Regions from separate parts of the Mus musculus genome. Here regions 1, 2, 3, 4 and 6 are each linked to region 5. A link is a loop called in an ENCODE intact Hi-C map of the cell type or tissue named here. Cell type or tissue: left cerebral cortex. All regions are shown on one strand. Links, peaks and the distances in the headings refer to the core of each region. The heading gives the core; the rest is flanking DNA.

Evidence for each region. A loop is a pair of places that touch in the nucleus more often than their neighbours do. Peaks named below come from ENCODE experiments on the same cell type or tissue, not always from the same donor. Only the 100,000 strongest peaks of a DNase experiment are listed, where the experiment ranks them.
Region 1: a loop joins it to region 5, with 11 times the contacts of the local background. A loop is called at or near these places in 22 of 42 quality-filtered maps.
Region 2: it touches region 5 in a loop (8-fold over the local background); 12 of 42 quality-filtered maps call a loop at or near these places.
Region 3: a loop joins it to region 5, with 4 times the contacts of the local background. A loop is called at or near these places in 15 of 42 quality-filtered maps.
Region 4: it touches region 5 in a loop (4-fold over the local background); 16 of 42 quality-filtered maps call a loop at or near these places.
Region 6: a loop joins it to region 5, with 2.1 times the contacts of the local background. A loop is called at or near these places in 5 of 42 quality-filtered maps.

What each region holds. Positions count from the first base shown.
Region 1 is chr6:38,733,893-38,739,095 of GRCm38, forward strand. Hipk2 (homeodomain interacting protein kinase 2) reads right to left here. Exons shown (of 15, transcript NM_010433.2): 7 at 3,466-3,628. It overlaps 4930502C15Rik (a long non-coding RNA gene), which reads left to right and starts at 3,624. Exons shown (of 4, transcript XR_003956279.1): 1 at 3,624-5,203. In left cerebral cortex, for the core only: CTCF peaks have their summits at 2,512 (motif pointing right) and 4,079; DNase peaks (open chromatin) are centred at 2,535 and 4,071; H3K27ac peaks cover 245 bases.
Region 2 is chr6:38,871,751-38,876,953 of GRCm38, forward strand. Hipk2 (homeodomain interacting protein kinase 2) reads right to left here and starts at 4,440. Exons shown (of 15, transcript NM_010433.2): 1 at 4,049-4,440. The coding sequence starts at 4,067. It also overlaps a transcript of Tbxas1 not described here. In left cerebral cortex, for the core only: a CTCF peak has its summit at 2,411 (motif pointing right); DNase peaks (open chromatin) are centred at 2,459, 3,199, 3,550, 3,836 and 1 more place; H3K4me3 peaks cover 2,298 bases; H3K27ac peaks cover 2,110 bases.
Region 3 is chr6:38,908,228-38,913,430 of GRCm38, forward strand. It overlaps a transcript of Tbxas1 not described here. Among named protein-coding and RNA genes, the nearest start is that of Tbxas1, 8.2 kb to the right of the region's middle. In left cerebral cortex, for the core only: a CTCF peak has its summit at 3,168 (motif pointing left); a DNase peak (open chromatin) is centred at 3,136.
Region 4 is chr6:38,648,200-38,653,402 of GRCm38, forward strand. No RefSeq gene overlaps it. Among named protein-coding and RNA genes, the nearest start is that of Clec2l, 12 kb to the right of the region's middle. In left cerebral cortex, for the core only: CTCF peaks have their summits at 1,549, 1,749 and 2,554 (motif pointing right); a DNase peak (open chromatin) is centred at 2,549.
Region 5 is chr6:39,064,348-39,069,550 of GRCm38, forward strand. The region is part of intron 9 of Tbxas1 (thromboxane A synthase 1, platelet); the gene reads left to right. 1700025N23Rik (RIKEN cDNA 1700025N23 gene) reads right to left here and starts at 3,239. Exons shown (of 4, transcript NR_040523.1): 1 at 3,159-3,239; 2 at 1,445-1,519; 3 at 542-602; 4 at 1-216. In left cerebral cortex, for the core only: a CTCF peak has its summit at 3,065 (motif pointing left); DNase peaks (open chromatin) are centred at 2,198, 2,637 and 3,042.
Region 6 is chr6:38,956,667-38,961,869 of GRCm38, forward strand. The region is part of intron 3 of Tbxas1 (thromboxane A synthase 1, platelet); the gene reads left to right. Gm52859 (a long non-coding RNA gene) reads right to left here. Exons shown (of 2, transcript XR_003956281.1): 2 at 5,070-5,203. Among named protein-coding and RNA genes, the nearest start is that of Gm52859, 6.7 kb to the right of the region's middle. In left cerebral cortex, for the core only: no CTCF peak of the experiment used is centred there; DNase peaks (open chromatin) are centred at 2,917 and 4,609.

The DNA.
Region 1 (5,203 bases), core at 839-4,838, 330 kb before region 5:
TAACCAAGGAGCTGAAGGGGTCTACAACCCTATAGGTGGAACAACAATATGAACTAACCAGTACCCCTGGAGCTCATGTCTCTAGCTGCATATGTAGCAGAAGATGGCCTAGTGACCAGAACTGGGAAGAGAGGCCCCTTGGTATTGCAAACTTTATATGCCTCAGTACAGGGGAATGCCAGGGCCAAGAAGCGGGAGTGGGTGGGTAGGGGAGCAGGGCGGCAGCAGGGGGGGGGGGTATAGGGAACTTTCGGGATAGCATTTGAAATTTGAAATGTATATAAAGAAAATATCTAATAAAAAATGGGGGTAAAAATTCCAGTAACAGCCTCATGAGTGCAGTGTATGCATCTTGACCTGGTACCGTTTGTTTTCTATAGACCCTTAGGTACCTTCCTAGTCTAGTTGTTTTCCTAGCCTACTGTGAATATAGGCTATTCATCTCATAGGAATCCTGTGGCCCACAGAGTTATCTCTGAGCCTCTGTGCTTTGGGGTCAGCCTTGGCACCAGGGCTCCAAAGCAGAACTTTCCCAGACAGTAGAGTTGAGCTATTCCTGTGTGTTCTTGTACAGTAATCTGTGACTGTGTGGCTCAACGCCTGCCACAGTGTGCTGGGCAGTGTGGTCAGCACCCTAACTGATGCCTCCTTGGGAGAAGGACTCGTAGGGGAGGACTTGTGGTCCTCTGCTTGTCTGCCTGACTGACTTTATGTGTGTAACCTGGATCTGGATCTGTTTTCAGCTCATGTACTGCTTCTCTAGGAGTGGAACTCATGTCATGATATGAGTGCCAGTCCCCAGAGTGACCAGTAGGCATGATGACCGTTTCCCTCAGTTTCTGATCCTGCTTAGGGATCAGCTGATGAAAGTATGTATGATGGTGTGGGTGACTTTTACCCTGTCCTCTGTGGTTCTAAGAGCTGTTTTGGATAACAAAGAGAAATAAGAAGAAAAAAATAAGTTCACTGGTAACTTATGTTGCAAAGATAGGCCCAAGTGGTTCTTGGATACAGTTGTAATAGACATTTCAATTGTTGACATCTCTAAGAACAGGATGTAAGCCTAACCTATAAGTTCAGTTAAAATTCTTGGTAGAAGGATATATCCCTAAAAGAAGACACCTTGGAAATGTTAATAACGAGGCTGACCTTAAGAATTAAACCAAGAACACGCAGGAAGGACTCCCTACTCAATGTTACTAATATTTTTTGAAAGTACATAGAAATTATGATGTATTGGCCCAGCTTTCTTGAGACATAAACAATTACAGATTAGTGAGCACTTTGAAAAGTGCTAGTCTACTGGATATATGTTAAGAGCAACAAAGAACTCATTCTGTATCCTTCCACTAACATCAATCTGTAGGTGAATTTTGTTGTTTTAAACATTCAGTGTTCAGGATGAGCAAAACTCCAGGGTCCCGTGGAGTAAACACAGCACTGGGTTACTAGTGTACAAAGGGAGTTTTGTTGCACTTAGAGAGCAGAGGCTGTCTAGGAGGTACTGGCTGAGGATCTCCACAGGATTCATCTGTGAGTCAGTGTGTGTGCTTCAAGGGTACAGACCCTGACACCAGGCTGCTGCAGTCCAAACCCAAACTACCTCATATGTACTAACATAGCCTTTGTTAAGAGGATTAACCACTTTATCTCAGTGTCTTCCTCTAAAGGACAGTGACAATATGCATTCCACATGGATGCCGGGAGGACTGAATGGTGCCATGCCGAGAAAAGTCTGACCCAATGCTTCCTGCCAGAAGTGTGGCCACTTTGTAATAGTATCAGAGGAGGGGAAGCATGCCTTAGTGCTTAAGTCTAGGTTATAATCCAAATAATTTGTTTTTCTGATATATCTAATTAGGGCCTAACACTTCCAAGTTCAGATGATGGAGAGTTTTGCTCTCTGGATCTTAGTTTTGTAGGACAGCACTTCATCTTCTCAATGCTTAGGCCTACATCACACTAAGTTCACAGCCGTTTTTTTTCACTCTGGTCCTACCTAGCAACCTTGCAGTCTCAGTGTCATGGAGAAGGGAGGTGCCCTTACTTGGGACCTGCCATTGTGATTTTCAGTTTTGGTGATACTCTTTGGGACGGATGTGAGGCTATCATATCACAGGAAACATGGAGGTGGGCTGCTCTGATGTAGACCTCAGTCTGATGGCTATAAAGAGATCTATAGAAGGGCTGGTGGGGTAGGGGGAGTCAGCTGACCTCATACATGATCTGAGGAGTGCCCGTTCCTGTGTGCTGTCTTACATAGATTGGTATTGGAAGGGACAGATGGCAGATGGGAACGAAGAATTTGAGGTTAGAGCGTTAGGATTAAGAGTCTCCTAAGGACTGATGGGAAAACAAGCCTCAAGGTAATGAAGAAAGCGCCAGTGGTTGCTTTGAGAAGCTCTAGATGGAAAGGCCTTAACTTGAGGGCTAGTTGAAGGGCTGGTAAGAAAAGTCTTTGACCCTAAGCACTAAGTGTGAGCTTTTCACTGGACAGATAGCGTCAGGAACACTGATGGCCTCCAGGGGGCAGCAGATTCCAGATGGCACTCAGTCTAAGCAGAGAGAGTTAGCAGAGAGAGTTAGCAACTAGAATTCAAGCTAAGAGGGAACAGGCCAATAAAGCCCGGCGAATAAGAGCAGTGCTGAAGGCAGGGGCCAGTGACTCCTCAGTGATGGGAGAGGACCAGCCAACAAAAGTGGACAGCCAGCTGCTGCATTCACACAGTAGGTTTCCATACTTATTCCTCTGCTCTGAAGGTGTATGTCCTTATGCAGAGGTATGAACAACACAAAGGACACTGTTGTCATTACAGATTGGTATTAGGGCTGGAGAGTCTGGGAATGCTTCTTTGGGGACTTATAAGACTGGAAGATGGGAGTAACGGTTCAAGCCTCTGAGTCTAGAGGTGGGTGAATCAGGTTGTGGAGAGTCTTCATTCAGTAGCTCTTTTCTGAGTGTATTTTCTGTCTGTATTTCAGACATCGTCCTATGTTGCTGAGCCTGCCAATCTGCAGAAGGTTGAAAATCCACGTGAAGGGAAGCTCAGCTTCCTGTATCCCTTGGGAAGAGCTGCTAGGACTCCGGTGACAGACCTATGAGCTGGCTTTTCTATGACATAGAGAATGAACAGGTTTTTCCTCTCCTGAATACAGACAGCATGGACACAGGGTGCAAGGAGGGACTCCTCTAGCTCTGGTTCTACAATTTCTTAGCAGGCTTTTTTCCCCACATTTGCTCAGAGGAAAACGGGAAGAGGCACCATCTCAGTCCCAGAGTCAAAACAGAAACGTCTCCCCTTGGCTTCTTTAAAAAAAAAAAAAAAGGCTGAGGAAGCAGGCACTTTAGCTTCCAGGCCCAAAAGGACAACATGGGAAGACTGCTGGGGTTTGGAGGGGGATATCTGGGATATCTGAGTCCTGATGGTTAGCCCCACCCACCTTTCCCTGGTGCCTGCCACTCACCTGGTTGTGGACAGTGGTCAGCTGGTTGTTAAAGGTCATGGTCAAGTTGGTGGATGTGCTGGGGGCCACGTGAGTGATGAAAGGTGTTTTGCTCTGGTTCACTGTGTCATACATATTCACCCGGCGCTTGCAAATCTCCATGTTTTGGAAACAAGATTTGACACTATATATGCAAAAGGTGGAGGCAGAGACACATGGACAAGAAAGAGGGTGAGGTGGAGGAAGGAGAGAAAAGAGAAAGAAAAAGACAGAATGGTTAATCCAGTAAGCAAAACAATCAGTAAATATCCACATTAGCGTCAAATAGCCCAGCTTTCCCCAAGTGTGCTGCTGAACTGTCAGCACTGTGTGAGCAAATTTCCCATTGTCTTCTTGTCCTTTATCTGCCCTGGATGGACAGACTCCCTTATCACACACATGCTTCACTGCATCTACCCCCCTCCCACCCCCCCATTACCTTTTCTCACTGCTCATTCTAAGTGTAGTGCTTGACCAACGAGATTAACTCTCCAACCAAGGACATTAGGAGCTGCTACAACCTACTTCTGTCTTCCTTAGGGACAACATGTCTAGCCTCTCACCATTCTAGCATCCCATGTGCTACTAGCACCATCTATGGGTCAGCCAAATAATTCTCCCACCCAGGGTCATGAACTTAGGCTGACTTGTCTCACTGGAACCTGTCACGAAATGAAAACAATGAAAGTGGTTACTAATTTTTACTGAGAGCAGTGATATGTGTTTGCAGTCTCCTATTCAGTCTTGTACCATCCACAAGACAGAATTAAAATCATTGTTCCATTTTTACAAGTGAAGCCAAAGGTCTAAGACAGATAATGTGCCAGACAAATAATCACTAATTGGCAATTCACACCCCTCCTTCTCTTTTACACATTCCTAACTTCCTTATTCCTTTCTTGTCCTAATTCTTGTCTAGTTCCATGAAGTAGAATTCTCTCCTCCATTTTCTTCCTGAATCAAAACTAACCCCTAATTACACAGGCATTAAAGGAGTACAGGTCCCGGCATGAAGGCCTTTAGTGGCCTCTTGAAGGCCTTTAGTGGCATCTGCCATTCCAGCTCCTAAGCATCCACTGTGTTCTACTCACTTCATATGCTGCTCCTCATGCGCTTCTGCCTCTTCTGTTTCTATGGCCACTTTTGCTCAAGTGCTAATATTTAAGACAAAGCCTCATTTAATCTATGATTTAAAATGTCTGTTGCAATAACTGGATAAAACAAGGTAACACTTATCTATCACTGTATACTACAGGTATGCTCTATTTTGGACAAAATGGATGTTTGTAGGCTATCCCAGAATATTATTTTCATGAAAGATACATTCCAAATTTCAGAAATTGAATCTGGTCATGACCCAGAGAGTCCTACTTCTTTCTAAGTTAATGACTATTTACACTGGCCGCTCGATACACAACGCATGGTGAGTAAACTGGTAGTCCTAGAGAGAAGAGAAAACATGCTCATTGGTAAACAACAGCATGCCTGAAGGTCCTGGTGAGTACCAAGTGCATGCTGCATGCTTTTACATTGAGCTGAAGATGATAAAATGATGTGGATGCATTTTTTTTTTGGGATGCATTTAAAGCATTCAGTGATTTTATGATGGTTCAATGTATAGTTTTCAGGCTATAGAGCTTTTTTTTTTTTTTCCTCCCTACACTGGGCTAAAATTTGACTGTTGGGATAAGACAAACATTTTTACTTTGGGTTAGTTTAT
Region 2 (5,203 bases), core at 394-4,393, 190 kb before region 5:
CAAGCCTCAAGTCACCTTAGCCTTAGCCTTAGCCATAGACTGTTCTCTACGGAAGAAAGGAAGAAAGAAATGAAGGAGCACAAAACATAAAATATGAAGTATGTAAGCAGCTATAACTTACATAAAGCCCCCAGTTTTCTTTGGTGAGAAATTCATGTTTAATTGCCTAGTGAGGCAGCCCCTGACATGTGGCTGGGTAGGAGCCTCTCCTCTGAGAAGAACCAGTAAGGAACTTTTGGGGACTCCTTACCCAGCCTGCCACCTTGTACAGGAATGGGTCCTTGCTAAGGTCCTTGCTGTTCATTCTCAGGGATGCCTTCCAGGACACAGCTGCAGCCCCTGAAAGTCTGCCTCCCAGGTTGTTTGTACATTTATAACGTAGCACAAAAGTGCTGCTATGGAAGAGACAGTCTCTACTTGAAACCAGCAGAAGCTTGATGGGAATAAAGACTCCAGAAAGGTCACAGAGGAAGAAAAAAAGGTTCTTTCTTCTGTGGCTATGGGGGTTTATTGTTGCTGGTTCCCAAACTAGAAAAGGAATAGCAGGAGATTAATAATTGAAATTGAAGTGTTCCTATTGCTGGTTTTCTAAACTATTTGAGGGTTATGCTTTCCCTAGAGTCATCATGCCTGTAAACAACTAGGAAGACAGAGAGATTTAACACATACTGAGAAAATGCCTACTCCAGGCAGGAACTCTACTAAATAGACTCGGTTCTAACTGTATCCTCACACAATCCAATAGAGGCTAAAAGTTCTGAAAAGTAAAGGCATAAACTCATTCAACCCCCACTTTCCCTGATTTGAGTGTCCTGCCATCCTGACTAGTTTCAAAGATAAAACTAATGAGTTTGATTCACTATTCAGGTGTAGCAATAAGGTAAACAATGGTTATGCTTTGTTATTCACAAATGTGCGACAAAAACACAGGCAAAGATACAACAGACTACTCGTTGCAAACCTCTTTTCAGGGAAGATGATTCCTAATCTTATTGCTCCGTTTGCATCTTGGTGGCCAGGTGTCTTCGGGTCCATCTGATGAGGGACTTCAGCATGCCAGTGTTTACAAGTCTGAATGTGAAAGGTTCTTTGGTTTCCTCCACACTGATCAACAAGCCACGTCTCAGGCAAGTGAGGCATAGTTAACTTGGAATTTAGGTCTCTCTAGTTGGGAATCCAGAGTTACAGACCCCTGTGACTGACTTTTGCACTACATGCTGAAAAAGCCTTGGTAAGCAAGTTGATGGAGAAATATAATCACAAGGCAAATGTTTAACCTTCTAAGAAAATATCCCCCTTTATTACAAGAAGTTTAACTTGATCAGTATCAAGCCACTGAAAACTAATGTGATATTTATAAGCCGACTCTTAAAGACAGTACTGGAAGACTGTTACACTTTGCCACTTATTAATCCCTATTATCAAATATGCTTTGTTTCAAAAACAGCACACCTGTCTAGATTTCTACATTCCAGCCTTCACTCGGAATCTGAGTCACACTCCATTTGAGAAATTCCAGCTAGAAAGTCTCATGTGTAATTAGACCTCTGAGAAGAATCATGTGGAACTATTAGGAGGAGAAATCCCTCTTTTGGAGAAGTCTATTAAAAAAAAAAGTCCTGTTCATTTATGACCACACACACACACCCCACAGTCCCTGGGTTCTGGTGGAAATATGATAAAAGTCAGGTTCACTGAGTCCACAGATTGTCACTGGGGGTCAAGGGAGAGGTCAGTGTAGTGTTGGCCATACTCTGCACTGTGAGTGAGCATGGGCACTGGAAGCATAGGCCTTGACTACGGAGGTCATTTCTCTGTCTCATAGCATGCCTAACAGTCTCTCTCAAAAAGACCAGACAGGCCTGAGCTCTGGGCTGAGTAACTCTGGGTTGGTGGGGAAGAAGTGCTGAGCAAGAGGAGGAAAAGAATTCTAGAGATGTAAGAGATGCTCCCAAAGAAGAAAAAAAGCTACAAACAAAAGAACAATTAAGAGAACCCACAGACAAGGCCCAAGGAAACCCAGGATGGAAAGGAGGTGACAAATTAGGTTGCCTGGGATAGAGGAGGGCTGGAAAGTAAAACTCCAAGCAGAGAGAGACCTCTGAACCCCACAGTCCCACAGTGTAACACTTTACACACCTGTAATTGCTTTTCCGACACAATCACTAAAAGAACAATGTCCTAGGACCAACTGTGCTGGGTCTTACTTAGCCCCGGGGGCTAGCCTACATTCCTCATGGATTTCAAATGAAATCAACATAATCAATGAAGTTCCCAGGGTGGCTTTGTTCAAGGTTGACAAAATACATCCCGACCCACCTCCCCAGCTTCCTGGAAGAGGAATTTTTATTCCTCTATTACAGTTGTGAATTCAATGCCAAGTTCTTTCTAAAATGCTCACCCGGAGTGTCCAGCAGAGGGAGTCTCAAGGAGGTACTTAATAAAGAGAAAACTGTTTCATTTTAACACTCTAGACAGTGGGAGCTTTGACTGCAGCCCCCCTCCCCTAGACACAGATGAACAATGAATGCCCGACATGGGTTCTCCTACATGTTCACGTCCCCACTGGCATGTTTCTAGTCTACGTGGTGGAGTGATCCGAAATTTTGTTTTGTTGTGTGGAACGGTTAAATAGACCTTGTGTTCTTCGGAATCAAAGAGGAAAGCCCCTGGAATAACATTTCTCTGTTGCTTTCTAAACAGCCCCTTTGTTTCTAAGAGACTCTGGAAAAAATATTTACAGTCCATAGGTTATTTACAGCCTTGTTATTCAGAGCCTGAATGGTAAGAGAGTCCATGCAGAAACCTAATTCATTTAGAGCCCTGGTACTAATAACAGATTTTCTTTTCAGATAAGTTTTTTTTTTTTTTTTAAATCAGCCTCTCCTAACAGAGATAAAACTATTAATGAGATCCCTGTTTCACTCGGCCCAACAGTTCCCTGGGTTTATAGGATTACAATCTCCCCTAGCCCCTCCTCTTGGTTCCTGGCAAACCCGTTTCCCTCTCATTTGCGATTTCATACACAGAATATCTGAACAAAACCGAAAGAAAGCCAGATGGACCCACGCTAAAAGTATGTAAAGGGCTGCTATTTCAATGATTTCACGAGAGAAACATTTTCACGACGAAATAACTGAAAAAATCTGGCACACTTTGGTTGAAAAATACCCGGTACTACAAGCACACAAAACCCCATAGAAGAGTAAAAACTTAGTTGATTCCGGCTTGATTTTCTCGCTGCAAGCTGACGGAACTGACTGAAGAGAACCGAAAGAGTGCGCGAGGCAGCTGTATCGCCTTACCTTTTCTTTCTTCTAAAGACAGTCAAATGGGAAAAAAATCAGCCAACGCCAGGTGAAGGTGCACAGCACCGATCTACCCAGGCCGAGCCAGAAAACCTTCTTTCGCACCCCCTTCCCCGCCCCCCCCAAAAAGCCAAACTACATTCTCCCTTCCACACGCCAACTGCGGGGAGATTTTGAGCCTATTTCATTGTTCTGCCTGGGTCTGAAATGGACTTTTCATCTCAACCCTCTCTCATCGCTTGGCCCCTTTCAATCGGATTCCACAGCCACCACCACCACCACCACCCCCCAAAAATCGGAGGCTCGGGAAGAATAAAGGAGTGTGGGGTGGGAGTGGAGATGTTTGGAAAAGGGAGCAGAGAGGACGGACAAGTAGAAAGGAGATCGTTTAAAGGTAATGGGGGAGGACCGCATCACCTTCATTTATCACAAATAAACAGAAAGCAGTCACGGATCCGTCTTTTCCCACACGCCGCCCCCATTTCTTTTCTTTGGGCAGCAGCCCACCGGCACACACCCCCCAGCCGCCTTCTCTGCCCTGGAAATAAGATCCTGCTCCAGGCCGGCTCCGGTCCCGTCTGGACCCAGGATGGGGGCACCGGGGAAGGTCGCGAGCCCCCAGGACCAGGGCCCGGGGCTGCGGCCGGGGGCTGCCGGGCGAGGGGCCGCGGGCAGAACAAAGCTACGGGGGCCGCGGCTGGCCGAGCGAGCGGGGGGATCGCGGGCCGGGTGCCCCTTACCTTCGTACACGGGGGCCATCGGGGCCGGGGTGTCCGCGGTTCATGGCAACGGAGAAGGGAACGCGGCGCGCGAGCTCGGCCCCCTCAGCCTCAGTGGGAATCTGCCATCTTGAGCCTGTGTCTCCGCTCTCGGCGCAGCCCAGGCCGCCAGCGCCCGCATCACCGCCTCACTTGGCCGGCGCCGGGGGAGGGGGCCGGGCGGGCGCGTCGCCGCCGCCGCCGCCGCCGCCGTAGCCGCGGCCCGGGCCCTGCGCGGGGGGCTCGGCCGGCCCGGGGCGGCTAAGGCGCCGAGGCCAAGGGCCGGGCGGGTCCGCGAGGGCGGGAGCCGGGGCGGGCTGCGGCGGCCAGGGCCCGGGCCGGAGCTCAGCTCCGCATGGCTGTGAGGCGGGGGCGCCGGCAAAAGTTGCCCGTGAGGAGCAGGGGGAGGGGGCGGGGGCGGGGCGGCGCGGCCGGGCGCGAGCGGGCGGGCGGGCAAGCGCGAGCGAACGAGCCGGGAAGAGCCCCAGGGAGTCCGCGCGCAATCGAGCGCCGATGGCACGGATGCGAGGCGGGGAGGGCCGAGCCGAAGGGCAGAGCGGGGCGTCGGCGGGGGCCGAGCGCGGCCCGAGGGGAGCCGAGCGGCCGTGCGAGCGGGGCTGGGCGAGAGCGCGGTGCGCTGGCCCGCAGCCGCCGACCGGAGCTCCGCGGTGGAGGCGGCCACAACTTTGTGTGTGCGTGCTTGGGAGTGCGCGCGTGGGTGTGCGCGCGCCGGCCGACCGGGCCGGGGAGCGCGAGCGGCTGCTGCCGACAGCAGTCCCGCTGCCGGGCAAAGTGTCTTCACCCCAGCGCGTGCGGGCTCCGTTCTAGCCGACACGCGGGGGAAATGACTGGAGGGAGTGGGCGCGTAGTCCTCCCGGGAGAATGTCGGGGGAGCTCCCTGAACTGCTCGGGGAAAACGCAACGTCAGGATGGACGCCTGATCCCGATGTTTGGAGAGCCCTCTCCTCCATCATCCGGGTGGGAGGGTCCCACCTAGTGGCTCCAGGGTTTTGCTTTTTTTCTGCTCACTCGGGCCGGAGCGAAACGTTCTCTAAACTCTCCTAGCCTGGATCTCTGCCCTGATTTGCCTCTCCAGCTCGCTTCTGGACGTCTGCACGGGACGCCCTGCCTTTTGCC
Region 3 (5,203 bases), core at 771-4,770, 160 kb before region 5:
CTTTGGGATAGGACATAGGATTCAGTGCTACCTTTGCCAGCACCTCTGTGCTTCCTGTCTGGCCTGGAGGAAGCTCCATTCAGACAACATCAGCCTCTCATTGCTGGAAATCCTCCATCTGCCTGCCTAGCATTTTGAGAAGCCATATCCAGACTTCTGCTTGTGTCTTGTTCACTCGGCCACAGCCTGGGCTATTGGTCTGTTCTTCATGAAGATTGAAGTTTGGAGTGCATGGCTCTGTCCCTCTGTCCCTTCCTTTCTTCCTCCCTCACGGTTGTTAGGGAGATGACCAGTGTGGGTGACTGGGTTCTGACTCCTCTCCCTGCCAGTTTCTAGCCTTGTCTTCAAGGGTCACTGGGCTGGGCTGGTAACAGCCTGGCAGAGTGTTCTCTCATCCCAGCTGTGCCTGAATCAGGAGACGGCCGGCCGTTGCCATCAGAGGAAAGAGCGAGTGTGGAGTCCTAGTACAAGATGGCACAGAGAGCTCAGCAGAGCTCCAGTGAGAGTCCTGGCATCTCACTGACTTAGGGCCCTGGAGAGACATGACACAGATGCCAAAGCTAAGCAACCCAGGGACCGCCGCTTTCTGAGGAGGGGGAGGATTTCAAGCAGAGAGCCAGCAACCTGGTGTCAGGGATGCTCGATGAGAGTGGGCAGCTACCTCGGTGCCCAGATCGTCTGTGTTGTCCCCGGGCATTTACCAAGACTGCCATTGTCACCCAGTTGTTCCATCCTGTGATTTCCATTTCCGGCTGATGTCCTGGTCCCCCAGGTGCCCCCCAGCTCTGTCCTTCAGCCTGCCACCCAGTGGATACTCCATGTGTCTTGGGTGATGGCATTAGGTCCTTCAACCCTAGATATAGTCCAAGTTCTGCCTCAAATCCTCATTGCACTACTATTCTATAAGATTCTCGCTGTAAGAGAATCAATCACAGGGAGAGAGTGTGTGTGAGCAGAGAGAGTGCTTGACTGATTTTGCAAAGCATCCCTACGAGGCTCCCAGACCTTACCTTGGCAGTTTTCCTATTTCTTGGTAGCCTGACCAAGCAGATAGAATAATGTGGTCCATTCCATGGGGGGAAGGCTGCATCTTCTGACATGACTTATTCTAACCGACAGCTTATTTCAATGAGCAAATGTAGTTAACACACCCCAAACTGATTTTGTTGGTAAACATCACCCAACTGTTTTCTTATTAATTTACCTTGGCAACACCTCTCCATCATGCAATTATGTGGGATTTTAGACCCATATTTACACCCATCCCACACACACCTTATGCTACCTCATCTTCTACTACTGTGTGGAGGGAAAGGACACTCTCTTAGGTTTCTGCAGGACTTCGTATAATGTTATTGGGAGATGTCAAAGACACTTGATCCCAGGAGTGTGGTGGCAATAAAAGTTAGGGGCTGCCCAGGGCTTGGGGAGAGGCCACCTGGAGGAGAGGTGTCCTTTGGAATCTGAGGGGAGGAGAAGAGTCTCTAGGCCAGGTGTTTTCTGGATTTCCATTCAGTTGCTGTAAGACTAGACTTTGGAATTTTAAAATGCCTCCCCTTGAACTATAAGTACTGGGAGACAGGAAGGGCTGAGAAACTCGGGCGTCCTCACCAGGAGCCCAGATCAGCAGCAGCAGCCCCTGGGAAGTTGTTAAAATGCAAATTCTCAGGTCTCAGCCTAGACCCACTGAGTCTGAAGCTCTGCTGAATGGCCCAGATATTATTGTGCAGGGGAGTCCCGTGAGATCAAGTTGAAGGACCAGTGCACTAGAGACTAGGAGCTTCAGATACTCCCCTTAAAAATAACTGTCCTCGGGGTCGAGGAGATGACTCAGTGGGCAGAGCGCTTGCTGAACAAGCCCAACAACCTGAGTTTGAAGCCTCAGAACTTGGGTAAAACTGGACCCAGTTGTGCGTACACCCAGAATCCCCACACTTCTGTGGAAGATGGGAGATAGAACCGGGAGAACCCTGGGAGGTTGAACCCTGTCTCAACAAACAAGCATCTACACCCAGGGTTGTCCCGGAACCTCCATGAGCTTGCTGGCTAACACACTGACACATATGAACGTGTGCTGTGCACACAGAGCCATGTCGGACCCCTCTGCCCACCAAACAGAAAAGCGAATGGCCTTCATCTTCTCCATGTCCCTCAGAAGTCTCATCCTTGGTTCTTGCTTGTAGCCCCAGAGCCTTGAGGTCTTCCCCTCAGGGCAGTGCGTCCTCAGGTAGGGTGGGGCTTAACTCCACAGCCTTCGGCTGGGAGCAGAGTAGGCCGGACAGTTTTTCAGTGGATAAGAAGTTACAAGTCCCATGGAGCCTAGGAAGGGCCATCTTTTCCTACTGTGACAAGTAGTTCTGTGTTCTTGTCATGTACAGTGTTCTCTTCTATCCAACAGCCCAGGCTTCTCCCGGGGCACACTGTTTTGGTCTTCAGCCTCTCCAGTTCTATTTGAGGAACATTCCAGAGCATGCCCAAGATGGCTGTCATACATTGTCTCCCTTGTGTGGCCTCAGCCCTGTTTATGAAACTACAGCTGTGTGGGTCTCCTGTCTGTGAGTCTCTCTCTACAGCCCCTAGGTATTTAGTATGTGTCCTCCCTCCTATTCTACCTTCTTTCACACATGTGCTTGAACACATGCATACCTGCCTGCTCACACATGCACACACACATGCAGGCCTGCAAGAATCTTAACCACAAGTCTGGCACCTTCAGGATAAAGTCCAGGCTTCTTAGCCTGGTATCTAGAGGCCTCCATCTGCTGGCACCGCCCCGAGTCTAGCCTTATCTCTCATTAGCTTTCTTTGTGAACCCTGCCTCCAGTCAGAAGGGTCTACTTGGGAACCCTTGATAAGATAAGCAAGCAGAACTAGAGACAGTGAGTCCAGACAGCCATGGGCAGCTTCTAGTGCTTGAGTTAAGTAGTGCAACCTAGAGAATGTTCTGTGGAGAGAGGTCTAGTGGCTCCACAACACCATGGTACTGTCTTTCCTTCTGGAAGTTCACCATCATAGCTTTCTTGGACACCTAGTTTTGAGTAGTCACTTGATGGCTATTGTCTAGAAAATGTTCCCGCTGGTTGGGTAATGGGAACACACTGCAATTTGCTGGAGTGCTACCACCTACCCTCATAACCCAAAGAGCACTACTGCCACCTGGTGGCAGCTACCTAAAACACAGGCAAGAGTTCATTTCATTTATTCCTTCACTCATTCAGCATTCTGTGAACTGAGAGACAAGCAGGCACCTCCTGGCCACTGGAGGCACAACACTGGGCCAGATATAGTCTTCATTAGAAGCCTAACTTATGCTTGGAGTGTAAGTATATAGAGGTAACCTCGGTGGTATAGGTTTGAGGTGCTATGGTAGGGAAAAAAATGGTCAGACCCTGCTTTCTGGGATGTCCTGGGGGCCTTTCCTGAGGGGGCATCTACTCTTGAGTAATGAAGATGTTTAGGAAAGAACCTAGCCTATGAAGGAAGGGTGAGGTGTAGGTGACCCAGGGCCTGCCATAAGTTCATGAGCTAGGACTCTCTCTCTCTCTCTCTCTCTCTCTCTCTCTCTCTCTGTCTGATAGTACTGAGGATTAAGCCTAGGGCCTATGCTTGCAAGCGCTCGCTCTGTCACTGAGTTCCAGCCATGGTCATAGAGCAAATCTTTTTTTCAGTTCACAGTGTTCTCAGGGTAGAGGAAACTGAGCCTTGGTTTAGGCAGCACCAGATCCTAGAGGGTCTTTGAGTGGGCTAAGATGAATGTCACATGCAGACAGACCCAGAGTCCCTGTGAGACTGGGAGCAGGCTCCTGGGAGTTGGATAAAGCAGACCCCAGATCTCAGCTGAGCCTCTAGGTAGTTGGGAAGTTGAAGGTTGACACGCCATCCCCTTAGGAGCTAATACCTCTCCATGCCTGTCTCCTGATCTGTTGGTCCAGATGTAGCCTTGGTTACTAGCCTGTTCTAGTGCCTTGTCCCACAGAAGAGTCTCATGGGCTCCCTACCAGGGGCAGGAATGTTCTATATCCCCTAACCTAATGGTTTTTCCTCTTAGGTCTGACTCCACCTCCCAGCCTCCTCTACAGTTAGGTGTGGCCTCATATCTGAATCCAGGCCAAGGCAAAAAGTAGTAGAGATCTCTACTTCTTCCAGGCCTGACTTGCAAAGCACCACCTCCCAGAATCCCCTCCTCTTCTTTCCCATAGGCTAGTTAGCTATGGCTGATCCTGCAGGGATGTCTGAAGGTCTGTTGAGTGACAAGCTTATGGGATGAAGGGAGCCTGGATCTTCAAACACTGTGTGGGAGCTGCTCACAGGATGCCTTGCTTTGGACCATTATGTGAATGGCAACTTTATATCTATTTCCTTACAAGGATTGGCAGATCTTTGTTACAACATTATTCTTCCTAGCTTCCCCCCTAGACCCAATTCTAATCTCCATGCAATTCTTTGGGGATAGCAGGGTCCTGCTTTGCACTAATGATTTTCTTGGAGGCAGCTGCTGCCTACACTCCTGACTGATAGCCCATCTTCTGCTGTATGAGCACTGGCCCTGTGTAGATGTTATGGTGCCCTCTTCACCCTGTGGTGGGATGTTCCCGTGCTGACAACATAAGGAAGGCCACTATGGTCTTGCTGTCAAGCTCTGTAGAGTCTGAATTCTGCGTTCTAGCCATGCAGTCTCTTTCCTCAGTGCCTGGCTTGCCCAGTGACTGGGAGGTGACAAATGACTGTTCCGGGCTCTAACTTGCTGAAAGCTCTCTGACTTGCCGCAAGGCAGTCGAGCCATCTGCTGACTCTGCATGTTCGTAGGCAAAGCGTGTCTCATTGTCAACATGTGGCCACACTCAGCCATGAGACATGCCAAGAGAGAGTCTCTGACAATTTAGGACGTGCCAACAGCTCACAGGCTGAGATCGTGGGTGACATATATTGATGGAAAAATGGAGAAGTGAGGGAGGCAGGCTTGGCCATATCTGGAGAGCAACATCAAGAGCAGCCCGTGGTAGCTCTGTCTAGTAGCACTGTCTACTGCCTTCTGATGACATACCCAGTCAAAATCTAAATGATCGTGTCACTTCTGCCTCCCTGAGATGGGAAGACCTGTGTGATGTTGACACGTGGGTGTTAGATGCTCATCTGATGAGCCAAATTTCATTTTAAGTAATGAAGTCAGAAGGAATGTAATTGGTCTAACTAGCATCTCCTC
Region 4 (5,203 bases), core at 653-4,652, 420 kb before region 5:
AAGGATGGACGCCAAGCTAAATGGCAGGGTGGAGATAGTGGATATCCCTAAGCTGTCAAGACAAAAGCTTCAGGAACCCCACCGATACCTGGGAGGGTCAACTTTGTTCTGTCTGGCTTTGTACTTGGCTGTCTCAGACTGATCTGACCTGGCACAAGGTACTCGAATATCCGAGCCCTAGCCTGTGTCAATCTTGTAACAGCCTGTTCTTGTTCCCAGCCACTACTGCTACCTCAGGACAGGCAGGTTAGCTTCCTTAGATGGGTACAATTATGGGAAGAGCCCCAAATACTGAAGAACTTGTCCAAATGACAGACTGGAAGATCTTTTTAAAACAATTAAAATTTTAATTTATATTTTGTGTTTGTATTTATATTTGTTTGCCTGAATGTTTGTATATGCACCGTGTTTTTGTGTGACAAAACCTTTTCTGGGACAAAACACATATGTCTTATTCACCCTAAATAGGGAGCCCATGACAGACTGAAAAATGGACAGCACCAAAGTCCAATTTGGTGAGCCAGGAGTTTTACTGGGGTTACTTACAGGAGCAGAAATGACTCAAAGATAGCTGCATCACCAAGGCCTACCCCAGTGTGGGTGACAGAGCTGGGAACCTGGAGCACAGTGCACACACAGCCTGCAGGCAGGCCAACAGATTGGAGACTGCCCTTCCCAAGTGGCCTGGACTAAACCCCTTCCAGGCAGCTGGGCTGCTTTCTGCTTCTCCCAGGCTGGTATTTTTTGGCAGTTTGACTTGCAACTAAATTCTGCCTCTCTGAGAAATATTCTCAGCTTTTATTGCTCACTCTGGCAGAGAAGGACCTAGTGAATCTGCTCAGTTTTAGGGACTTCCTGAAGGTGCTTGTGTTGTTTACCTTCCCGTTTAAGGAATTTCCCTGAAGGATGGAATGTTTCAATCTTAGAGGAAACTTACTCAGCACATGTGTATGCAGTGCCCCAAGAGACCAGAGAGGCATCAGGTCCCCTAGAGATAGAGCAGTGGTTTTCAGCTTGTTGACGCTATGACCCTTTAATACAGTCCCCCATGTTGTGGTGAACTCCAACCATAAAATATTTTCATTGCTACTTCATAATTGTAATTTTGCTACTGTTATGAATCCTGTTTTAGATATAGGATATTTCCAATTGTCCTAGGCAAGCCCTGTGAAAGGGTCATTCCATCCCCCAAAGGGGTCATGGCCCATAGGTTGAGAACTGCTGAACTAGAGCTAAAGTAGTAAGCCACCATGTGGGTGCTGTCAACGAAACCCTGAGCAGTAAGTGCTTTTAGTCACTGAACTGGCTCTCCAGCCCCTTAGACAGGAGGGTCTTACATAAGTATTGTGACCTCCCAGGGATACCTTCTACAGCAGTGGCACCTGAATGTAGCGGCTGGAATAGTATTTCAGTCTGGAGGCGTTCTGAGAACAAGAGAGATGAGTTTGGCTGCTGGAGATAGGCTTGAGGAACAAAGACAGAGAGAGGGGTAAAGACACATCAATACCAGCCTTCCACAGGAAAGCTGACCTTAGTCCCCAGAAGTGTCCCTAGGGGGCAGCACAGAACCTGGGTAGAGTAAGCCCTAACCAGCAAGTGTCCTGGGCCCGTTGGAGGATTTTCTACTTATGGGAAGACAGGGGCTAAGGAGCCTAGGCTGAAGCAACATTTCACATTTAAACTGTAGCAGTCAGTTTGTGCCTTTGTGAAAACTGGACAAAAAGTGCCCCACAATGTACTTTTCTGTGTGCGTGTGTGCGCGCGCACATACCCACACACCCCTCCAAACAAACAAAAACAAAAACAAAAAACCCCAAAACAATCCTCATTAGAAATTGAGCTCCTTCCTCCCGGGATAGCCCCTCACCAGCAAGCCTAACTTTGTTATCAGGTCAGGGCTGCATTCCAGATCCCCACGACCCCAGGTCCAGTACCTCTGTGCAGTGAGCAACTTGCGAAGCCATGTGAGGCAGTTTTGGCTAGGTGCTGTTCACCGCTTGCATCCAAGCGGCTTCAATTGATGTACTCACCACGTGTGGCTAAGAGTCCCATTGCCCAAGAAAGACAGCTGCAAGAAACACCGGCAAAGATCTTTCTCGGTGGATCTAAGGAGCCAGGATTCTGGTCCTGCTGTTTGGGATGGGTGCCAACGGGCTTGTATATGCTTGTCTGTATATGCTTGGGACAAGAGGGGGTGCTGGTGCGAGGTGGCTGTCGGAAGCAGATTTAGGGACCAGGAATCTTCAGACTATAACAGGCCTTGGCTCAGGGAGGATAGGAGCCCTCTGCTTTGCTAAATGTGCGCCCTCTGGGCAATTCTCAGTTGGGCAGTCACCAGGAGGACAGTCACCAGAAAGCTTCGTTGCGATATTTTCAGGCTTCGAGTTGTCAAGGAGAACAGGGCCACCAACCACGCTCCTTAGCAGGGTCTACAGCTGGCTTACCCCGCACCATAAAGCTATGTGCTTAAACCAGAAAGTTCCACCCAGATAGAGGTGCCAGTCTTCTCCAGCACATCAGATTGCAGCGGTACTCCCTTCTTGTCACTAGAGGGCGGCCGTGTGCAAAGGGAAAGCAGAGTGTTTGCTGCTAGCCTTGTGGTGCCTGGGACAAGAATCTTGTCCCAATATGGGTTCTCAAGAGAGTGAAAGCAGTGCTAGGCCATGACAGTGTCTCCCACCAGCCCCAGTAGGATTATATTTTGCATAATTAAACAGTAATTAACATTAGGTAAATTAAGTACTTTTAATAACGGGCTATAGTGGTGGTGGGTGGGCTGCTAATCTGATGGGAGGAGATGGTCGTGAGGTGTCTCCTGGGTCTAGTTCTTTCTCTCTCTTAATTTAAATATCTTTACTTTTTTGATAATTTATATATGTGTCAATAAGAGGATGACGTAATCACAGTTGTGGTAACTCCAGATTATCTTATATAAGGAATTCAGATGGTTACAGGAAGCTTCAAAGAACCCTAATTTTTTAGTTAAAAAAAAAAATCCTAACCATTTACTTTTGTAGATAGAGTCTCAGGTAGTACAGGCTATGTTGTCAAGGATGGTTTTAAGTTCACACTCCTCCTGCCCCTGTCTGGAGTGTTGGGATCACAAGTGTCCCACCATGCCCATGAAGGGCTGAGGGTCAAACTCAGTGCTTTGTGTATGCAAGGCAACCAGCCTACCAACAGGTTCACACATACAGCCCAACCATGTATTAGAGTTCTTAAAAGCATATATACTGTATATTAAATTAGAAAGAAAATTGACTTAAATAACGTATTTACCGAAAACAGCCTATCTACGTACCTGTTTTGTAATAAGAAAGCCTGTATTTATTCCCGTCGTTAAAAATACTTATCATATCAGATTTGGGTTTTTTCCTCAGCTGGTGCGGGTGAGCTTCCTGTCCCTTGCAGGTTCCTGTTACCCTCTGGGAGAGTCTAATGCATGAGGCAGCTGGTCTTGGCAGAATCGTTACTGAGAGCATCATTTTCACCCATGAGCCAATCTCTCTGCAAGAACCAGCTTCTCCGGACCTCAGATCGTCCCTCAGGAAATGCTAAACACAGCTCCCCTGCAGACTGGGCTCCAGGGTAGTTACCCTTTCTTCTCCCTCTTTTTCTCTTACTGATAATTTTAAAATTTATTTATTTTATATGTATGGGTGTTTTGCTTGTGTGTATGTTCGATGCTTGTGCAGGTCAAAAGAAGGCATCAAGATCCCCTTGAACTGCAGCTGTAGACATCTGTGAGCCACCGTGTAGGTGCTGAGAACTGAGCCTGGGTCCTCTATAAAAGCAACAAGTGTCCCAAACCCCAGAGCCATCTCCAGCCCTGTTGTTCTGTGAACAGCAGTCTTTCCCTTCTTAGAAGAGTATCTCAGTTGACCACTTTTCCTTCCTCTCCTCTCCCCTCCCCTGCTCTCTCCTGCCCTCTCCCATCCTCCCCCTCCCCCTCACACACACACACACACACACACACACACACGCGCGCGCGCGCGCGCACACACACACACTTTCTCCTGTAGCACTGGGGATTGAATTGGGGTCTATCTTACCCATGGTAGGAAAGTGCTTTACCACTGACCCTGGTCCCTTGTGTGCAGTAGCCTGGATTTTCTTTGGGGACTGTTTCTTCTCACTTTCTTCTTCTTCTTTTCCTTTTTCTTTTCTTATCTTTTTTTTCTTTTTCTTTCAGAAAATGTTTTTCTGAAACATTTTCTGAACCTGCCTTTGCCTTCCAAGTGCTGGGACTAAAGTCCTGCGCCACCACTTCCCTGCTCTTCCCACTTCCAGTCCTGTAATCTGGATGGGGATGGCCCTGACCCCAACTCCAGGGCTGGATGTGTGATCAACACTTTAGCCTTAGTCACTGTCACAGGAGATGATGTATGCTGCTTAGTTTGATGTCAATCTGACAGCAGCTAGAATCTTAGAGAAGAGGGAGTCTGAACTGAGAAACTGCCTCCATAAAACTCACCAGGAGGCAAGTCAGTAGTGCCTTTTCTTGATTAATGAGTGATGTCGGTTGGCTGAGTCCATGGTGGGTGGTTCCATCCTTAGGCTGGGTGGTCTTGAGTTGTATAAGAAAGCAGGCTGAATAACGTAGTAGACAGGATTCCTCCATGGCCTCTGCTTCAGTTCCTATCTCCAGGTTTCTGCTTTAAATTGCTGTCCTGGCTTCCCTGGATGATGAAGTGTGTCCTGACAGTTGTAAAGTGAAATAAGTTCTTCCCTCTCCAGTGTGCTTTTGGTTATGGTATTTTTCTCAGCAATAGAAACCATAAACAAGACAGGGAATGCGTGGTGTTTTCATGCTGGTGTGGGTTTGTCTGAACTTTCTCTGCTGATTCTGCCCATGGGAAGATGCCAGTTCAGTGGCTACCTTCCACTGTGCGGAGTCTGAGGACAAAGCCAACATGGAGAGGACAAAGGCAGACTATGGAGAGGTAGAGTATAGTGCTTATCTCAGCGATGGAGCTTGAGTCCGGCTGAGGGTGTCCCAACATTCAACTGTAAGAGCCAATGTGTTTCTCCTTTCCCTCACTGGTCTGGGTCTAGCAATCTGCTGCTAACCCGGGAAGTATCTGTACAGCATAAGTTAGCATAGTTGCCTGGATGAGGTTTGCACGTGGAACTAAAATACAGAACCAGCCAAGTCGACACAGAGCAAGACTGTGGGAAGCCACAAACGCCATTACAAGATAGC
Region 5 (5,203 bases), core at 586-4,585:
TGTGCTCCCTGGAGAGTCCCGGTGCCTGGGAACTTTTCTTCCTATGTCTGTATTTCCCCCTACGCTTAAAAGATTTCTAATTCCCTGCTTCTAGAGAGAAAGGAGACATCACTAGACTCTGTTTGTACAACACAGGAGTAGCCATGGGGGGAGGAGGGGTATCAATATCACGTGATGCTGCTGGAGCATAACAATCAGAGCCAGCCATTTTCATTTCTGTTGACAAAACAAGAAAATGTTAATGTTTCCATTCGGTCCCTGAATCTACAGGAGAAAAGTCTTTGTAAATCAATGTTCTTATTTTCATTTACACTGCAGGTCACATCTGTGCACACAGCTAGTCCATGGCTATGTGTCAATCTATGAGTAAGTGTCTGTGTCTAGCTTTCAAAGAACACGATAACACTTAATACATTCATACACACACAAAAAAACGTAAATGTAACGGGGGATGGGTAAAAAGTCTAAAGGCTGCCAGGAAAGGGAAAAATTGTTCTCCACTTAAAAGATGTGCCAATGACCTGGGTGTGGTGACACATACCTGTAATCCCAGCACTTGGAAAACTGAGGCAGGAAGATCACAAGTTCACAGCCACCTAGGGCTACAAGGCAAAAAAGACCCTATGTCAAAAAAGGAAGCAAAACAAAACAAAAATTAAACAGCATTTAATAAGTTCAATGTAGGTTGCTGGAGACATGGCTCAGAGGTTAATGACACCTGCAAAGGACCTCTTGCAGAGCACCCTGGCATCCATGTGCTAGAACGCAACCATCCATAACTCCAGTTCCAGGGACTCTGTTGCCCTCACAAAGACATACAGACAGGCAAAACACCAATGGACATAAGGTAAGAATAAATTAATTTTTAAAAAGAGGCTCAAAACAAAAGAAACAAAGCTAGAATTTACCATCCAGTGAAGACCAAACATAAATGACAATCTCTCTGAAAATCAAGGGATCATCATGTGCGAGTGTGAACGTGGGGGAGGCCCCATGCACTTTTCAGATTTCCATTTTCCTGATATTTAATTTTCTCCTTTCTAGGAGCACAGAAATTCATTTTATAAAGCAAATCCCCGTTGATATGACTTTAATAAGCCTTGGGAATCCCTTTCTTACTAACACTCCCTACAGAAGACAGATCCCCCTTCTCAAAAGGAGTCCTGCCAGTGGGTGTACCCACCACAAACACCAACCAGTTTGTCACAGTGTCTGGAAGCTGACACTTCCATCATGCATTTGCCCTTCCTTTGAGTCAGGCCGGGGCATCTGAGGGGACCTACTGATGGCGCCCCGGGCAGCGGGGCCAAGGCCGGAGCTGTAGTACGATCCATTCATAACTGTGTCCTTCACTTGTGGAACATGGTGGCTCCCCAAGGACTGGCCAGGGAGAGGGACAGATGGGGCTTTTTCACAGGTGAGAGGTGGGTTTCAGGTTCCTTACTTCTAAGTCTGGAGGCTGCAGAATCCAGAGTGACTTCATAATATCTTTCTGAAACGTAGATGTTTGACATGTTGCCTGGCTGGAAGTAAGCGAATACTCCTACTCAGCTCTCATAGTTATCCTGGTCCCCCCATCTCACTGTCCCCTTAATCTGCTACCCTCTGTCCCCACTTCCTGGACATCCTCATGAATATTTAGCAACTGTTAGAAACTGGGACAACAGCCTGGGGTGGGCCAGTCATAACTCAGTGTAGTCCCCTCTGTCTCTTCCTACTATGTGGACAGGACAGGACAGGACAGGTGTGCGTGTGTGTGTGTGTGTGTGTGTGTGAGAGAGAGAGAGAGAGAGAGAGAGAGAGAGAGAGAGAGAGATCAGCATTCTTATTCATGTTTGTACACATGGAGGTCAGAGGTCAACATGAGGTAGCTGTCATTCTCTACCCACGATCCCCCCTTCTCCCCGAGACAGGGTTTGCCATCAGATCTAGATCATGCCATGTCAGCTAGACTGGCTTGTCAGTGTTTTCTGGAATCCTCCATCTCTGTCCCCATTCCTAGGGTACAGAGAAGGCTGCCATGCCTAGTTTTTATATGGGTGTTAGGGATCTGAACTTGGGTCTTTGAGCTTGTTCCGCAAGCACTTACACACTGAGCCATCTCGCCAGCTCCAGCAGATGCTATTTCTATTTTAAGCATGTTGAGTGAGCCTCCAGCCTTTTCTTCCAAGGACACTTGGGGAGGGGGAGGGGGAGGGGGCGTATTTTATCTCTTTGAAACAGGATTTCTCACTGAACCTGGAGCTTGCTAATTTGGTTAGACCAGCGGCCATCAAGACCCAGGTTTGCTCCTGTCTCTTGTTCACTGGTGTAGGGATGACAGAAGTGGTCCTCAACCTGTGGGTTGTGACCTCTTTGGGGATCCCAGGGGTCGCCTAAGACCATCTACATATCCGATATTTACATTACAATTCATAACATGTCATCACTACACTAAAAACAAAATGAGCCATGATTCTTTCAAAACAGCCAATTGCCCTGATGGAGCCGTAGTATTTGTCTCATCCTCTTTTGACGTATCATCCACACACTTTTCTTTATGACGGCCAGCGTGGGCGTGCCTCCCTCTGGGTCCCCAGGGATGTGTGTCCCTCTCTTCTCCCATCTCACCCACGTCCACTTGCTCACACCATGGCTGAACTGGGGAGCCGAGGAGAGCGATGAGCCAGTGTGCTTTCGTGCACCTCTTGTGCCTGGCTCAGGGCTCACAGCCTGGGTAAAGGAATGAATGGTTCCCCAAGCTGAATGAGAAGCTCTGTTCCCCACAAGCCTCTCCTCTACAACACCAGTGACGTCCCGTTGCCATGATCTGTTAGAAGTGTGGCTCCCCTTGTCACTCTGGATCTCTGGCACCACGCCCAGCAGCTGTCTAAGGTGTTCACGGTGAGAGCCCTGGTAGAAGGTGCTCAGAACACACTCCCAGCAAGACTCTGGGCTCACAGGTTTCCTCCCTGGCCTTCATTTTTCCTCCCCTGTATCATGAAGAAGTCAGATACAATGATTTCTATGGTCCCTTTCAGGAACTGGGGCGTCCCCATTTACCATCCGTTTGCTGCCCTCTGCTGGCAGCTCAGCTCAGGCCCTTTGTGTCCCGGAGATCCTGGACTTTTGTTGCCTGGCCTGGATCTAACTCAAATGAAGGGTGTGTTTCTTTTTACCTTGTGTGCTTACTTTTCCTATCCTGGGGTCACTCGAGGTTACAGGAAGGCTCTTGAGGGGCCCCATCACAGGTCACCAACAACCCCCCCCCCAGAGTGGGCCTGAGTGCCTACAAAGTCAGAACACTGGCCCATTGTGATGCTCACGGGTCACCTGAGTCAAAGTTTAGGGGCAGTGAAAGCCAGTGCAGAGAAAGAATAAATGAAGGTGTTGACTTTATAATGAAGGCATCAGTTAACCCAACCAGTGAGCTCCTCCTTTTAACAAATCCAGACAGGTTATAATCACATGAGCTTAGTTGGGAGCCAGCACCATTTATTTACCCATCAGAGAAACAGCTCCTACATCTAATTTATATATATATATATATATATATATATATATATATATATGCATAATACATACATATATACACACATACACACAATTCATGTTTTGTGTGTGTATGTGTGAGAGATGTGTGTGTGTGTGTGTGTGTGTGTGTGTGTAGAGGGAAAGGGAGAGAGAGAGTTCTATATTGTGGTATAGTCACCATGTCCCTTCCTCCCTACCTCTCTTTCTTCTTTTCTCTCACATTCTAGCATTTGTTAGGACTCCTGTGGTTGCAGATAGCAGGGTTCAAAGTGTCACTGACTTGGTCCACGAGTGGGAACCTGCCTGGAGCAGACAGGACCAAGAATTCTATGAGGCACCAGGAAATGATCTCTGCCCTTGGCCTCTGCCTCTCACTTTACATCTACTTTGTTTCTTTCTTGAACCAACTGGTATTTTGTGCTCACTAACCCACAAAGCAGAAGGCGGCCACCAACAGCTCATGATATACCCACTCTCAACTCCAGGCTCCTTTTTCTCTGTCCCAACCCAGTTTTCTACACTGGTCCCCTTGGACTAACTAGTCACGTCTTCCAGAGCTGACTACACAATTTGTAAGGCCTAAAGTGAAATGCAAACATGGGGCTCTTTACTGGAAAGGCAGGAGGACTGCTGAGCATTCGGGTGGAGCACGGCTCACTTTCCTCCAAGGTCTCTCGTTTGCCATGGTGCTGTTTCATTTCTACTCAGTCATCCTTAGTAAAGAAAAAAAATCACCTACATTTTCAATTATTTCCTTGAATTTTTCCACCCATCTTTATATCATACAAAGCCAGTTTCCAAAGTTGCGTGCAGAGCCACAGAAGTAGTGCAATTCATGTTTTGTGAAGTCAACAGCCAGAGGACACAAACAAACCAAACTGCTGAAGATGGAAAGCAAAAGAGGAAGTATCCCCAGAACCCCCAAACTTCTTCAGACCTGGGCTGAGAAAGCGCAGACCTTCACGGGTGCCCTGAACCCCAGTCCCAAGCCTGACTGCAGGTGGGGTCTGGGAAAGTCAGTCCAGCTGTCTCCCCTTCCCACAGTCCCCACAGCAGAGCACTACTTCCAGGAGTCTTGGATCTGTGCACCCTCTGGCCAGTCCCACCACATACCCATGTTCTTCCAGCTGGAAGCTAAGATGACCACATGGTCACCCCAAGATGCTGCAATATAAGTGAGCCCCATTCACATTTTCTCATATCTGTGTCAAGGGTCAGGACAGAGAAAGCAACTGAGAACTCCTCTAGGGAGGTAACAGGGGGAGGGGCAGGGAGCAGCCATCCAAGCCCCAGAAGAAGTACCCAAGCTCTTTCCCACTTCACCCCAGAACGCACATCTAACAGTGAGGTTATGAGGAGTCTCAGGACAACAATCACAGAGCACCAGTCACACACACGGGGCCTAGGATGGAGATGGAAATGTGATAAGAACCCCCAAATGGAGGTGGGCAAGCGTTGGGAAAGCCAGGCAATGGCTGACATTTTATACCACAAAGTGCAAACATCTCCCTTGCCTTCCAAACTCATGAGCATTCATAGACAGGGGGTTCAACCACCTATGTGTGCTGCAACCTGGCATGACGATCCATCACTAACAGCTGTGTTGTATTGAGTGGCTGAACCATCGTAGATCAGCTCAAGTATTTCTTATAGGCTTCAAGACTCCAGGTGTCCTGGCACAGCCTCCTCT
Region 6 (5,203 bases), core at 637-4,636, 110 kb before region 5:
GTCAGAAAGCTGACTCATAGGAGATACACACTTAATTTTTTCCAGATGGTTCTACTCAGAAATTCACCCTTTTCCAAATGGCTTAAAGTATCACATTTTCACACATCATTACTCAGGAATTTTTATATCATAAGTACTTCTGACTCCTCTGTTCTATTGAACTATCTACTGGTCTGGATTCCTTACTGGGTACTCGGATTTGAATGGTTTGTGTGAAACTCCTTATATCTAGCAGCAGCTGATGTTCCAAGAGTGCCTTTGCAACTTGTGTTTCTTTCTTTGTGTATGAGAACCTGAAGCAATCAATCTCTAGGAAACTATGAGTCCTTGTGCTGGAAAACAAAAATGTCAAAGTGCTGAGCAAATATGCCTTCCAGGACGAGGGACTGACAGGGAGCTTCACAGGTCACACCACGGGACGGGCAGGTGTCGCCTACGCTTCTAATGTGGAGGGTTAGCACCATGAGTTAATTAGTTAGCATGAGTGATCTGACAGCACCTTGTCAGGAGGCAGGGAGATAGTGGAGAGCTTTGGAATTCGTATGGGAGACAGTGTGGCATTTGTGGTGGCGCTAATAAGGTTGCTTTCAGCTTGGATACCACGGTGCTGTTTCCCAGGAGTATTTATGCTTTGAAAGTTACTGACGTGTAGACTTCTGAAAAAAGAGCCCTTAAGCACTGTGTCCATTTACTAAGGTGAAGGCCGGGAGTGCCAGAGAGAGAAAGGTTAGCTCTATGTAGTCAAAGGGCGGTATCACCCACATGAGGGAGAGTTCCCGGAACTCTGCCATGGAACAAGAACATTGGATATTGAAGGGATTGGAAGGGTGTGACCTGCTAGACTGTGCTGATGTGGATGATGGTTTTCAAACAAACAGATACACACACACACACACACACACACACAGACACATACACACACAGAGACACATACACAGGCACACTCATACACAAATACACAGACACACATGGTGCAAGACATCCAAATACATTGGATTTGAAAACATGAGTCTGTATGGGGTGTGAGGTAAGTGGAGTCTATGGCTCATAGAGATGTAAGTCTTTACACAGCAGTCTAGCTGCTGGGGCCCAGAGACCAGCCTCACTGTTAGACTATCCTGAGCTCTGCTGAATTGTGCTGAAGAGCAGGCCAACTGAGCTTGGAACAAAGAGAGCGAGACCTGGTGGCCTTGAGGCCATAGTCATGGAGTGTTGTTTTATAAAGTACACTTTAATATTCTCATGGGTCACAAATGCTAGGCCTGGTCACAATGTTTAAGTTCCTGGAAATTTATAACTGTTATTGCATACATGCTGGCTATTTTTATGTTAACTTAACACAAGCTAGTGTTACCCAAGAAGAGGGAGCCACAACTGAGACAATGCCTATAAGACTGGCCTGTAGGCAAACCTATGGAGTATTGTCTGAACTAATGATTGGTGTGGGAGGACCCATCCCACAGGGAGCGGTATCACGGCTGGGCAGCTGGTCCTTGGGTGTATATAAAACACATCAAGCTAGCCATATCGAACAAGCCAGTAAGTAGCACTCCTCTATGGCCTCTGCATCAGCTCCTGGCTCCAGACTCCTCCCTGTTTGAGTTCCTGCCCTGCCTCCCCTCTGTGATGGACTCTGATCTGGAAGTATAAGCTGAAATAAACCTTTTCCTGCTCAGGTTGCCTTGTGTTTCATCCTATCACTAGAAATCCTAATTAAGACAGAATGTTAAGGGAACATTATTTATCAAGGGCCTACCCTGACAACAGGCAGATGTAGGAAACGGTAGAGAACAGGAGAGTAGTGGCTAACAAGACAACCGTCTCCCAGCCAAGTGCAGGGCTTGATAAGTAGACAATTATCCTCAGGTACATTTGTTAGAGCCATGCTTTCGTGACTTCTGAACTGATTCCCCGCTTACCCTCTAGGGTCATAGCCTCTGGACACCCCTGGTGGGGCATCTCCCCAAACTTCCATTCTTCTTATGGGGCAGAGCATCTTGTCTCCTGGTCTCCATCCACGGGTGTCTCTGGAGCTGGCTTAGATCCCTGTGTTTCCGACTCTCTCACCACATGTATCTCCTGCCACGTGTTACTCCCCTGTCCTCTTCCTGTAACAAAGTAGAAGTAAGTGATGGATGCTGCAGATATTTTTTTAGTATAAATATTTGGTTAGCATACAAAATAATGAATTTTATTATGACATTTTCATGTAGGTGTATAATTGTACCTTGTACATACTTGACTCTCACCCTCCTACCCACTTCCCCCTCTTCTCAGTATTTCTCTTCTTCCCTTCATAGTTCTCTCTCTCCCTCTCTCTGTCTCTCTCTGTCTCTCTGTTGCTCTCTGTCTCTTTGTCACGCACACACACATCCCTAGATGCTGCAGATATGTGTGATACATCTGCCTCCCTCCCACAGCAACTACCCTGTCTTGTTCCTTTTCTCTCATCATAGCCCTCCCAATATTTAAATTTAAGTCTAAATTCAATAAATGAGAGGTTTGAAATACTTGTCTTTCTGAGTCTGGCCTATTTTGCTTAACATGATGATCTCCAGCTCTATCAGATTCATAGCATCATTATGGCTTAGCAAACTCCAGTGTGTGTGTGTGTGTGTGTGTGTGTGTGTGTGTGTGTGTGTATGAGAGAGAGAGAGAGAGAGAGAGAGAGAGAGAGAGAGTGAGTATATATGTGTGTGTGTGTAACATTACATTTTATTTATCCGTTCAGCTCTTGCTGGGCATCTATGCTGGTTCCATGTAGCAATAGCCATAAAACATGATGTGTTTTTTTGACAACTACTGTATTTTGTGACTCATACTCAAAAGGAACAGAAGTGTATCGATTCAGCCTCCGAAGCGCTCAACAGAATGTGGCAGAAGAGGAGGGTGAGGAAAATCTCCCGTTCCACTCTCTCTAGCCGTCACTGGTTAGCTTAATGGATTATGGCCAACCATTCACTTCCCCTCTGTTTGCTTAGAGGTAAATGGGAGATTTGAACTGGATCAGTGACCTTGACACTCTGTTTAATGATGAACCTCAGTAAACAGATGATTGACCACACTGTGATCTAGGACTGTGCATGGGCGCACAAGAGCTCACACAAAGAGAGAGCTCCCACTCACACACGCAGGAAACGGAAGTTTTGTAAAACGACTGCCTTATTCTCTCCAAGAGTCACTGAGACTAGGTCTGGAGAAGGAAGGCAAATGCAAGCTGCTCAGGTCTCAGTAAACAACTTTGTAATCACTGTACTAGTCTGCTTAAGGCTGCTGTGATCAATACCAGAATGGAAGCAACTTGGGGAGCAAAGGGTTTATTTCTGTTTATAGTTTCCAGTACGTCGTAAATGGAAGTCAGAGCAGGAACTCAAGGCAGGAACACGGAGCCAGACTATACAGGAACGCTGCTTACTGCCTTGCTCAAACTGCATTCTGGTACTACCCAGAACCTCTTGCCCAGCAGTGGCTCCGCCATAGTGGACTCCACCCTCTCACATCAGTGTTAAGAAAATGTTCCACAGATATTACCTACTGGCACTCTGATGGAGGCAATCCCACAACTAAGTTTCCCTCTTAGTTGACTCTAGCTAAGTTGAGAAAATTTAACCAGCATAACCACTAGTGTGTCAAAAGCAAAGACCAAGTGCTATCTGATAGTCTCTTCCAGGTAGTGGGAACTATGCAACCTCCCGCAGGTGATGACCCATCTCTTCTTAGTCTATGTTAGAAGAAACATCAGAGAGAGAGAGAGAGAGAGCGAGAGAGAGAGAGAGAGAGAGAGAGAGAGAGAGAGAGAGAGAGAGAGAGAGCTTAGATAAAGTCAGCAAGAGTCCACTGTGGATAGCTGCAGCAGATCCCAGTGGCAGAGCTGGACTTCTGGAGACAGGGCTCACACACCTGGCTCCATGCCCAGTGTTAGCACCTCCTGCCTGAGAGCATCATTCTTCTTCATCTTCAAAAGCCCACATTCAGCTATTACTGAAATTACTTTCAGCCCTACCTGAATCTAGCTAAGACACTCACAGAAATAATGTATTAATTGGCAATTTACGACATCTAAGCTATTTTGCGTTAGATAGAGGTATCTAAGGAATTTGTGTGGCTTTCCTGCCTCAGAGTGTAGCTAAAATCCCAAGGAAACGGGGCAGAAAAGAGAGTGACCTAGAAACTGTCCCCTTTCGGTGGGGGGTGGATTAGGGACAGAGAGCAGATGGGGCTGTGGATAATGAAATCACTCCAGCTGATGGGGAGTGTGCAGGGTTCCACGTGTGCGCGCCCTTTTGACATGACAGTATGTCGAATGTGCCCAGTTTTGTTCCTAGTTGTCATAGGACACATGCAGCCTGCGGGCTACAGGCTGGACTCACGTGAAGGGTGAGAAATGGCAGCTCCCTGTTTTAGCAAGCACTGGCCAAGGTGGAATGGGCAGGAGAAGGCTGCCCCTAGAGAGGGAGGTCACCTGATAGTAGTCACGTGACCAGCCAAGCAGCTGCCATAGAAGTCTTTCTTGGACATTAGGACTCAAGTGAGAGGCCTCTGGGTCCTGAAAAGGGAGCTGGTGGGAACATAAGATAGGCTCTGAGCCCAGGGATGAGTCACACGTGCAGCCTCAGTTCTGAGAGCCAGAGCATAGCATTGCCCAAACTGAGAATCCAGCTCTGTTCCTAGTACCTCCTGTGAGGAAAATGCCCGTCCTGTCTGCAGCACACCCAGACCAGGGAAACTGCTCTCCTAATGCGATCCTGGGAAGGTGTAGCTTCCGGTCCATGGGGGGTGGGAGGGGCTAAGGTAAGGATGGAGCACCTTGGAGGGATGAGGAGCACCACAGAGCCAGGCTGACAGCTACAGATCTTCCCATTTGTCTTCCTTGATGTCTGTAGCCGGATCTACTGCAGAGAAGCGCATACGAGGCTCAAGTGGGAGGGAGGGAGTTCCTCCGCGGTGACAGTCAGAGGTAGCATCAATAACTCCTTTATCCCCACATGACAACCTGCACAGATGTATTCCCAAACAAAAGACTGGCTCACATTAGAGTTTTGTAAAAAGCTCTGTCTCTACCTAATCAGTTCAAATAAAAAAATTCCACATTTAATTGAATTGTACCTGCAACAAATCCAAGTTGTTCAACCCAAAATGCATAATAGAGTTACATAACACTGTCATGAATCACTGTGACATTTGTCAAGGCAGACTCTCTTCT